Linked DNA regions of Homo sapiens: region 2 is linked to region 1. Evidence: chromatin contacts called from ENCODE Hi-C or POLR2A ChIA-PET data. All regions are on one chromosome and are shown on one strand. Each heading gives the region's core, a stretch centred on a gene start or an enhancer-like site at or near the end of the contact. The rest is flanking DNA. Distances are from core to core; before and after follow the strand shown. Region 1 has its middle 63 kb from the start of EDN1. Region 2 has its middle 83 kb from the start of EDN1.

Region 1 (5,456 bases), core at 392-2,891:
GTATAAAAAACAGTAGATGACATATTCTGTGACTTTAAGAAGTTTTTAATCATGTATATGGTGGAGGTATATTCCAAAGTTTGGTTGAGGTACATTCCAAATGCACTGGAAGCATGCTGTGAATAATTATAAAACAAAACATCGTTGGGTTCAAAATTACTTAATTTTGACTCAAATTTCAATAGACTAAAAACTTACAGGGGACAAGGAAAGCAAAATGAAGAAGTAATCAGAATGGTAGCCTAATTAAAGGAGAGTGGTTTCGTGGATGATGAGCTCAGGTCTTGAGAGATGCAGAGAGAAAAGACAAGCGAACACCCAGACTGGTGCAAAGATTCATGCAAAAATGTAAGGGCAAACATCTTGCAACACTTATGAAGTGAGGTGAAAGCACACTGAGTTGGATACAGAAAGGAGAAAATAACAGGGGAAAGAGAGAAGTTAAAAAGAAAACCAGTTGTTGGAGACCTTAAGTAATAGGCTCTAGTTTTTGGTAATGAATCGCTGGATGTGCTACAAACAGCATATGCAGGAGCTTGTTCTGGCAGCTGTGCAGAAAGCAGAGAGGAAAGCTGGATGTACAGAAATGATTAGGAGGCTGCTTTCCCAATCCAGACATGTACCAAATTGTGGGTGGTAGTAAGCAGGTACAATTAGTAATGGTAGTAATGAACATGAGAAAGAGAAGATAAAGGAGGTCAAGGTGTTCAACGTCATATTAAATATGCTGGTATTAGTCATAGAAATGGGAAATTTGGGACTGAGTGACCACCTAAGGGAGAAACTGACAGTCATACTCAGCTATTCTGTTAGCTGAGGGCATGTGAAATGCCTGGTGTTTGAGCAACACCAAAGGTAACATTCAGAATGACTGGACTGCCGTGAAACAAAAAGGCAGATAATCCCGCTCATTCCATTGCCAGGTCTGGGATATTTTGAGTCAAAAAGGCTAAAGTTGAGACTACTTAAACCCCACTTATTATCTTCTAGACATGTTTAATGTATTCATACACATGCCCTCCAGGAGACTTATGAAAGAGACAATTAGGATGCATATAGAGAAACGGGTGGGGCCACCACTTTCTGGCCAGGTAGATTGAGCCTTTGCAGCTTTAAGGTTTGGCTGGCATCTTGTCTGCAAACATTTGACTGTACCTGATTTGGTGCCATTAAAGGAAGACAACAGAGCTTCTTACAACTGCACATCAAACTTTAATAGCACTACAAGTTAGACAGTGGATGATTGTGTCCATTTAAAAGGTGCCAAATGGTTGATAACTGTGTTTATGTCTTGTTTCTAGATATGCAAGCAAAGATAAACACAATTGAAATGCATTCGTTGGGTTGGGAGCTGATCACCGGCTAGAATTTATAAAACCTTTGCATGCCCTAAACAGCATTTATTTCATAATTGTCCAAGTGCATAGCTGGTGGTCCTTTTTCCCTAAATTATCAAATACCAAACATTACTGGAGGCAGAAAAGCAGAATGCAAGGGGCAATCACAAGAATGGTAAACCCATTCTCAGACAGAGAGTGAGAGAGTAAGCTCTGCCTCTTGGGTATTCAAGCAGTGAACCATGCATGTGAAAAGAATTTAGCCCAGACAGGCCTCACCAGGCTCTCCAGGGAACATAGCGTTCTCACAGCAGCAAAGAAGGAAACACAAGAGTGACGTGGCCTTTTCTGCCAGGAGCATCTACAGTAAATTGTTCAGGTAATTTATGTCACTAAAGTATACAGTTTGTCATCTTCCAGACAGTAAAACAACACAAACACACACACACACGCATATTCTTTTAAAAAGAAAGGAAAATATAAAGGAGTCAAAATAGAGCAAATAATAATGCTCTTTGCAATATGAGTCTAAATGCATAATGTTGCCTCTATGATTTTTTAAAAATGAAATGAAATATTCCCAGTATAATATGTTTGTGCCCATTCTGCAGATATTAAAAAAGAAAAATATTTTCTTGTCACTAAAATATTTTAGTGCATTTTTAATTTGGGTATGTAATTTCATTTTGGAGGGCAACACCATAATAAATGGAGCACATAAATATAATATAATAAAATTCAGAGTTGTTGCTTTTTCATGATTACATGATAGCCAGGTACCCACTTTTGTGTAGAAAGCTACTTTGATCAATTGCACTGATTAAATGGTTGTTACACAAGTTCACAATAGGTTACAAATCTTGATGCACATAGAGACTTAGAGAAATATTAATCGTTTCAGACATACCTTGCTTCTGTAAGTCAATCTTAGATCCCAGTTGGTGAAAAAAGAAAGAAACAAGGAAAAACTGTTACAGTTCAAACAATATTGTGGGAATTGGCAAAAATGCAGCAAATGCCAAAGGAAATCCTGTGAAGGCTCTTGAGCCAAAGGCTGCATAACTGAAGTTGGAACTGGCCCCAAGAAATGTTGCACAACCACATTAAAAAGTGGACAAAGGGACAGGCACGATGGCTCACACCTGTAATCCCAGCACTTTGAGAGGCCGAGGCAGGTAGATCACATGAGGCCAGGAGTTTGAGACCAGCCTGGGCAACATGGTAAAACCCTGTGTCTGCTAAAAATACAAAAAAATTAGCCAGGCATGTGGCACACCTGTAATCCCAGCTACTCAGGAGGATGAGGCAGGAGAATCGCTTCAACCCGGGAAGCAGAGGTTACAGTGAGCCGAGATCGCATCACTGCACTCCAACCTGGGTGTCAGAGCAAGACCAAAAACAAAAAACAAAAACAAAAAACCAAACATAAAAGTGGACAAAGAATGCGAACAGACACTTTTCAAAAGAAGACGTACATGCAGCCAATAAGCATATGGAAAAATGTTAATTATCACTAATAATTAGAAAAATCCAAATCAAAAACCACAATGAAATACCATCTAACACCAATCAGAATGGCTATTACTAAAAAGTCAAAAAATAACAGATGCCGGCAACGTTGCAGAGAAAAGGGAACTCTTATACACTGCTGGTGGTAGTTTAAATTAGTCCAATGTTGTGGGAAACATTGTGGCAATTCCTCAAAAAACAAAAAACAAAACTACCATTCAACCCAGAAATCCCATTACTGGGTATATACCCAAAGGAATATAAGTCATTCTACCATAAAGACACATGCATGCATATGTTCATCGCAGTACTATTTACAATAGCAAAGACATGGAATCAACCTAAATGCCCATCAATGGTAGGCTGGATAACAAAAATGTGGTACATATACACCATGGAATACTATGCAGCCACAAAAAGAGTGAAATCATGTCCTTTGCAGGAACATGGATGAAGCTGGAGGCCATTATCCTTAGCAATCTAACACAGGAACTGAAAACCCAATACCGAATATTCTCACTTACATGTGGGAGATAAATAATGAGAACATATGGTGCTATGGTTTGGATCTGTGTCCCCACCCAAATCTAATGATGAATTTTAATCCCCAGTATTGGAGGAGGGGCCTGATGAGAGGTGATTGAATTGTGGGGGTGATTTCCCCTTTGCTGTTCTCATGATAGTGAGTGAGTTCTCACAAGATCTGGTCATTTAAAAGTGTGTAGCACTTCCTCCTTCACTCTCTTCCTCCTGCTCCAGCCATGTAGGACATTGTGGCTTCCCTTTCACCCTTCACCGTCCACCATGATTGTAAGTTTCCTGAGGCCTCTGTAGCCATGCCTCCTGTACAGTCTGCAGAAATATGAGCCAATTAAACCTTTTCTCTTTATAAATTACCCAGTCTCACGTAGTTCTTTATAGTAATGAGAGAATGGACTAATACAGAAAAATGGTACTGGGAGTGTGATATTGCCATAAAGATATCTGAAAATGTAGAAGCAGCTTTGAAACTGGGTAGTGAGCAGAGGTTAGAACAGTTTGAAGGGCTCAGAAAAAGACAAGAAGATGAGGGAAAGTTTGGAAGTCCTAGAGACTTGTTAAATTATTGTGACCAAAATGCTGATAGTGATATGAACAGTGAAGGCTAGGCTGAGGTGGTCTCAGATGGAGATGAGGATCTTATTGAGAACTGGAGTAAAGGTCACTCTTGCTATGCTTTAGCAGAGACTAGAGACATTGTGCCCCTGTCCTAGAGATCTGTGGAACTTTGAACTTGAGAATGATTATTTAGGGTTTCTGGTAGAAGAAATTTCTAAGTAGCAAAGCATTCAAGATGTGGCCTTCAAGATGTGGCCTGGCTGCTTCTAACAGCATATGCTTATATTTGTGAGCAAACAAGAGATGATCTGAAACTGGAACTTACATTTAAAAGGGAAGCAGAGCATAAAAGTTTGGTAAATTTGCAGCCCAGCCATGTTGTAGAAAAGAAAAACCTATTTTCTGGGGAGGAATTCAAGCCAGCTGCAGAAATTTGCATAGCTAAAGAGAAGCCAAATGTTAATAGTCAAGACAATGGGGGAAATGCCTTGAAGGCATTTCAGAAACCTTCACAGCAGACCCTCCCATCACAGGTCTGGAGGCCTAGCAGGGAAGAATAGTTTTGCAGGCTGGGCCCAGGGCCCTAATGCCCTGCATTACCTCAGAACACTGCTCCCTGTGTCCCAGACACTCCAGCTCCAGCCATGGCTAAAAGGGCCCCAGATATGTCTCAGGCTGCTGCTCCAGAAGATGTAAGCCATAAGCCTCGGCAGCTTCCACATGGTATTAAGCCTGCATGTGCACAGAGGACAAGTGTTGAGGCTTCGTAGCCTCTGCCTAGATTTCAAAGGATGTATGGAAATGCCTGGATGTCCAGGCAGACGTCTGCTGCAGGGGCAGAGCCCTCATGGAGAACCTCTACTAGGGCAGTGTGGAGGGGAAATGTGGGGTTGGAGCTCCCACACAGAGTGCTCACTGGGGCCCTGCCTAGTGGAGCTGTGAGAAGAGAGTCACCAACCTCCAGACCCTGGAATGGTAGATCCATCAACAGCTTGCACCATGTACCTGGAAAAGCCACAGGCACACAACACCAGCCCATGAAAGCAGCCAAGGGGGCTGTACCCTAAAGAGCCACAGGGGCAGAGATGCCTAAGGCCTTGGGAGCCCACTCCTTGCATCAGAGTTGCCTGGATGTGAGACATGGAGTAAAAGGAGATTATTTTGGGGCTTTAAGATTTAATGACTGTCCTGCTGAATTTCAGACCTGCATAGGGCCTGCAGCCCCTTTGTTTTGCCTGATTTCTCCCTATTGGAATTGGTATATTTACCCAATGCCTGTACCATCATTGTATCTTAGAAGTAACTAATCTTCTTTTGATTTTACAGGCTCATAGTCTGAAGGAACTTGCCTCATTTCAGGTGAGACTTTGGACTATGGACTTTTGAGTTAATGCTAGAATGAGTTAAGACTTGGGGGACTGTTGAGAAGGAATAATTGTATTTTGCAATGTGAGAACAGGAGATTTGGGAGGGGCAGAGGCAGAATGATATGGTTTGGATTTTTGTCTCCGC
Region 2 (5,138 bases), core at 409-2,908, 150 kb after region 1:
AGTAAATACTAGTTCACATGTACCATAAACTCCTTTTTCTTTTTTTTTTTTAAGACAGAGTCTGGCTCTGTTGCCCAGACTGGAGTGCAGTGGCACGATCCTGGTTCACTGCAACCTCCATCTCCTAGGTTCAAGCGATTCTCCGAGTAGCTGGGCTTACAAGCGCCCACCACTACACCCGGCTATATAACCACCTTTCTGAAAAGACAAATCTTTCTTTGTCCTGAATCAAAGTTTCCCTACAAGCTTTATCACTGCCTACTCTGCTTTTAGAGGAGTTCCTTCACTCCCACAATATATAACAAAGAGGAAAGAAATCAAACATTTTTTAACCACACAGGAATATTTTTATTTTAACCATGAAGTAATTCATATATTAATTAACATAATTAATTAAGCTATACTACATTAAGTGTATCTATGCATGTATAATGAACCAATACACGTAAAGCACTTAGTATCTGGCACATATTGCTCAATTCACATTAAGTATTATGATGATTATTATTAATATTTTCATTCAACAAATACTTCTTGAGTTCCTACTACATGTCCTGTACTATCCCTACTGTGGGGCATATATCAGTGAATAAAACAGACAAAAATTTCTGCCTTCATGGAGCTTACATTCTAATGAAGAAGTTAAATGTTTAAATAAGTACATTATATAGGGTGCTGGGAGGTGATAAGCCCTCTAGAGAAAAAAATTTTTTGTTTTTTTGAGACGGAGTCTCATTCTGTCGCCCAGGCTGGAGTGCAGCGGTGCTATCTGGACTCACTGCAAGCTCCGCCTCCCGGGTTCACGCCATTCTCCTGCCTCAGCCTCCCAAGTAGCTGGGATTACAGGCTCCTGCCACCACACCAGGCTAATTTTTTACATTTTTAGTAGAGACAGGGTTTCACCGTGTTAGCCAGGATGGTCTCGATCTCCTGACCTTGTGATATAGAGAAAAATTTTAAAACCAAGGAGGATAAAGAGTGCTGGGGGATGGTAGGAGGTGGATGGTTTGTAATTTTGAATAAGTGGCCAGAGGAGACCTGCCGAGAAGGCAAGATGCCAGCAGACTTAAAGCAACCAAAGGAAGGAGCCAGGAAGGTATCTGAAAGAAATATGTTCTAGGCAGAGGGAATGGCACGTGTGCAGAACAGCGAGGAGGCCAGAGTGGCTAATGCTGAGGGAAAACAGGCAAGAAGTAGGAGATTAATCCCTCTGCATTCTATGAAGGAAAAGGTTGCATAAACGCAACACCCACTGTATTAGTCAGATAGGGCTTCAGTAACAAACATCACAGATGGTGCACCTTAGGCCACAGAAGTTTATTTTCTCACTGTTTTGGAGGAGTCTGAGATCAGGTGTCAGCAGAGCTGGTTCATTCTGAAGCCTCCCTCCTTGGCTGGTAGATGGCACCTTCTCCCTATGTCCTCACATGGGATTCCCTCTGTGTGTGTCTGTGTCCCCCTCTCCTCTTCTTCTAAGGACGCCATTTAAACTGGATTAGAGCCCACTCCCAGGATCCCATTTTAACTGAATTATCTCTTTAAAGACTCATCTCCAAATACGATCATACTCTGAAGTACTAGGGTTTGGGACTTCAACATATGAATGTGGGGCTGGGTGACGCGGTGCAGCACGGAACACTCAGGGTAACTTTTTCTGTGGCCGCTCATACTGTGGTGGAACCGCCCTGCAAGGAGGCTTCCTTCCTACTTCGCGAGTCTGGTTATGAGACTCCAGTATCAGGTGACCCACTGCTTCACTTCCCTTCTATGGGAATTGCTTAACTGCATATACTTCCTGACTGCTGTCATCAAGGTTGCAAGGGTTCCCAGGGCTCATCACAGGGCGAGTTTGGGGTGATGAGTCAGCTGTACAAAACAAAGTCATCACCAATCTTTTCCTGAGAAATTGCTCAAAAAGGGTGAGGTGTTAGGTGCTACAAGGCATGTAGCTAAGTTAATGAAACATGTAAATCAACAACTACCAAAAATTAACTACTATTATCTATGGAAATATCAACATGAATGAAGCATTGACCAGAATAATCACTATGAACTTTCCTTCTTTCAGATAATAAATTGCTTTTTAAGAAGTAAACTGTCTATACTCTTTATTAAAATTATTTTTAGGGAGCATGGCCCTCAGAAGGTATTTCTGAAACTGGTATAGTGAGTGACACAGCTGAATTCAAAGCAAGGTCTGATTCTTCCACATCCATGATCCATAAATCTAGATTTTTTTTTTTTTTTTTTGAGACAGAGTCTCAGGCTGGAGTGCAGTGGTGTGATCACAGCTCACTGCAGCCTTGACCCCCTGGGGCTCAAACAATCCTCCAACCTCAGCCTCCAGAGAAGCTGAGACCACGGTCATGTACCGCCACACCTGGCTAATTATTATTATTATTATTATTATTTTGTAGAGACTGTTCTTGCTGTATTGCCCAGGCTGGTCTAGAACTCCTGGACTAAAGTAAGCCCCTTGCCCTGGCCTCCCAAAGTTCTCGGATTTACAGGTGTGAGCCACCATGCCCCGCCAAATCTAGATTAATTGTGAGGTAGAAGGTATCAGACCTTCTGCTGGTGGCCCCGCTGGCTTCTGAGGCTGTTTCACAGCAGTTACAGGGAAATTTGACAGGTATTTCTAGCACAGTGTGTAAACTGCAGGAATTCAATAGCAATTATAGGTCCTTTTTTTCTATTATTAACATAGGGAATTTAAATAATCTAGGAGAAGAGATCAAGGTTAAGAGAAAATATTGTGTGATCATGAAAATTATATTTATTGAACATTCATATGCCACTATACAAACATTTAAAAAATGAATAAAGATGGTTCCTGACAAGGTCTTTCCAATAGCTAAATATGGTTAAATCCATCTTCAGCAGGCACATTACTTTTCATCATATATGCTAGGGAAATCATTTGCAGGAATTAAGATCTTAGGCTGAAATGAAACTATGCAACGGGCAATCAAAACGAGGTGCCTCACCAGACGACCCAGGTGCCAGCAATCTTAACTCATCAGGAATGATTTGTCTGACTTAAAAACTCAGCAGAATCAGAACAGATTTTTTTAAATGCTTCTGAAACTTTGATGTGACATTTTTTCCATAGGATCCAATTTCCTCGTGTTGTATTTGATCAATGTTGGCAACCCCCTAGGTTTATTAACAGACAGTGTTGACAGGTTAATTACAGGAGGAAATTAGCACACATCAGAGACCTAGGTGATCACTCCTACTCGCAATCACCCTTCATTGTAAGTGACTTGCTGCAGCTTCTCACCCACTCCTGGGGCAAAGGGTTTGGACAACATAGAAACTGCACAAAACCCAGCTGCCTTCCCTAGGGAAGGAGTCTAGCACTGTGTCTTCACTAGACATTTGGCAAAGGCTTCTTTGAGTGCATAAAATATTGAGGATAACTAAAGACAGCATTCTGGTTCCCTAGGACTGCCATAACAAAGCACCACAGACTGGTTGGCTTAAACAATATAAATGTATTATTTCACAGTTCTGGAGCCTAGAAATCTAAAATCAAGGTGTTTGGAAGGCCACGCTTCCTCTAAAGATGCCAGGGAAGGAGCTATTCCAGGCCTCTTTCCAAGCTTCTCAAAATTCCTTGGCTTGTGGCAACATAACTCCAGTCCTCATGTGGCATTCTCTCTCTCTTTCTCTGTCTCTCTCTTTCTCTGTGTGTGTGTGTTCAAATTTCCCCTTTTGGATGGGTGTTGTAGCTCACGCCTGTAATCCCAGCACTTTGAGAGGCTGAGGAGGGAGGATTGCCTGAGTTCAGGAGTTCAAGACCGGCCTGGCCAACATGGTGAAACCCTGTCTCTACTAAAATACAAAAAAATTAGCCAGGTGTGGTGGCGGGCACCTGCAATCCCAGCTACTCAGGAGGCTGAGGCAGGAGAATTGGTTGAAATCAGGAGGTGGAGGTTGCAGTGAGCTGAGATCGTGCCACTGCATTCCAGCCTGGGTGACAGAGCGAGACTCTGTCTCCAAGAAAAAACAAAAACAAAAACAAAAATAAATTTCCTCTTTGTACAAGGACACCAGTCATATTGGATTAGGGCCCATCCTAATGACCTCGTTAACTTGATTACATTTCCCTGTCTCCATATAAGGTCACATTTTGAGGTACCGGGTATTAGGACTTCCACACATAAATTTTGGGGCGGACACAATACAACCCATAATACACCCTGTTACTATCTAATTAATGATGGCTCCAGCAGCTGAGATTGCAGAGGAAAGAGGCAGGTGCCACGCTGTATGCTAAAAATATGGGTTTCAGGGTCACATAGACCTGGGTGTGGATCCTGACCTGTTCATCTATGATCTGTGCCCTTAGGGAAGTCACTTGATTAATTGTCCAAAAGCAGTTCATAATTATCTAGTACATTTTAAGTGATTTTTAAAAATCCATTCATTTTGTACACTTAACAAATATGTACTTTACAAATATTAATTTATATAACCCTTATAACGACTCAAGGGGTAGGTATGGTTGTCACACAGAAGGTGCACAGAAGTTGAGTAACTTAACCTCAGTCACACAACTAGCAAGAAACAGAGGCATAATTCCAAAATAGTAGCCTTGCCCAAGACCCGAGGACTTAACCACTGTACCGTGCAGTAGATCATGCCCCACGTAGCTTTGTTCAAATTTTTTTTTTTTTTGAGATGGAGTCTTGCTCTGTCACCCAGGCTGGAGTGCAGTGGCGCAATCTCGGCTCACTGCAAGCTCTGCCTCCCGGGTTCACGCCGTTCTCCTGCTTCAGCCTCCCAAGTAGCTGGGACTACAGGCGCCTGCCACCAAGCCTGGCTAATTTTTTGTATTTTTAGTAGAGACGGGGTTTCACCGTGTTAGCCAGGATGGTCTCGATATCCCGACCTCAAGATCCACCCGCCTTGGCCTCCCAAAGTGCTGGGATTACAGGCATGAGCCACCGCGCCCAGCCGCTTTGTTCAAATTTTTTTACTGGCTTCCCATTTGACTCAGAGGGAGAGCCAGGTCCTTAGAGTGGCTTATGAAACTGTAGGAGACATCACCCCTGCCAGCTGTGTGATCTCATCTCTGATCACTTCCCCCTCAACACCTCTGCTCCAGCCAAAACACAATCCCGAACACACAG

What was found. Hi-C counts contacts between places; a loop is a spot of excess contacts on that map. ChIA-PET counts read pairs that join two places held with the same protein, here RNA polymerase II (POLR2A). Pooled maps may share reads with other maps.
Region 2: a map of CD14-positive monocyte shows a loop between it and region 1 (2.2-fold over the local background). The contact joins two enhancer-like sites. A Hi-C loop is called at or near these places in 1 of 168 maps with a recorded cell type or tissue (CD14-positive monocyte) and 1 of 50 pooled maps. POLR2A ChIA-PET finds 5 or more read pairs at or near these places in 1 of 52 experiments (HEK293).

What each region holds. Positions count from the first base shown.
Region 1 is chr6:12,350,861-12,356,316 of GRCh38, reverse strand. No RefSeq gene overlaps it. Among named protein-coding and RNA genes, the nearest start is that of EDN1, 63 kb to the right of the region's middle. Within about 2 kb of position 1,641, at least 5 of the 41 ENCODE cell types and tissues checked have a DNase peak (open chromatin) inside an H3K27ac peak, as active enhancers do.
Region 2 is chr6:12,205,016-12,210,153 of GRCh38, reverse strand. It overlaps a transcript of HIVEP1 not described here. Among named protein-coding and RNA genes, the nearest start is that of EDN1, 83 kb to the left of the region's middle. Within about 2 kb of position 1,658, at least 3 of the 41 ENCODE cell types and tissues checked have a DNase peak (open chromatin) inside an H3K27ac peak, as active enhancers do.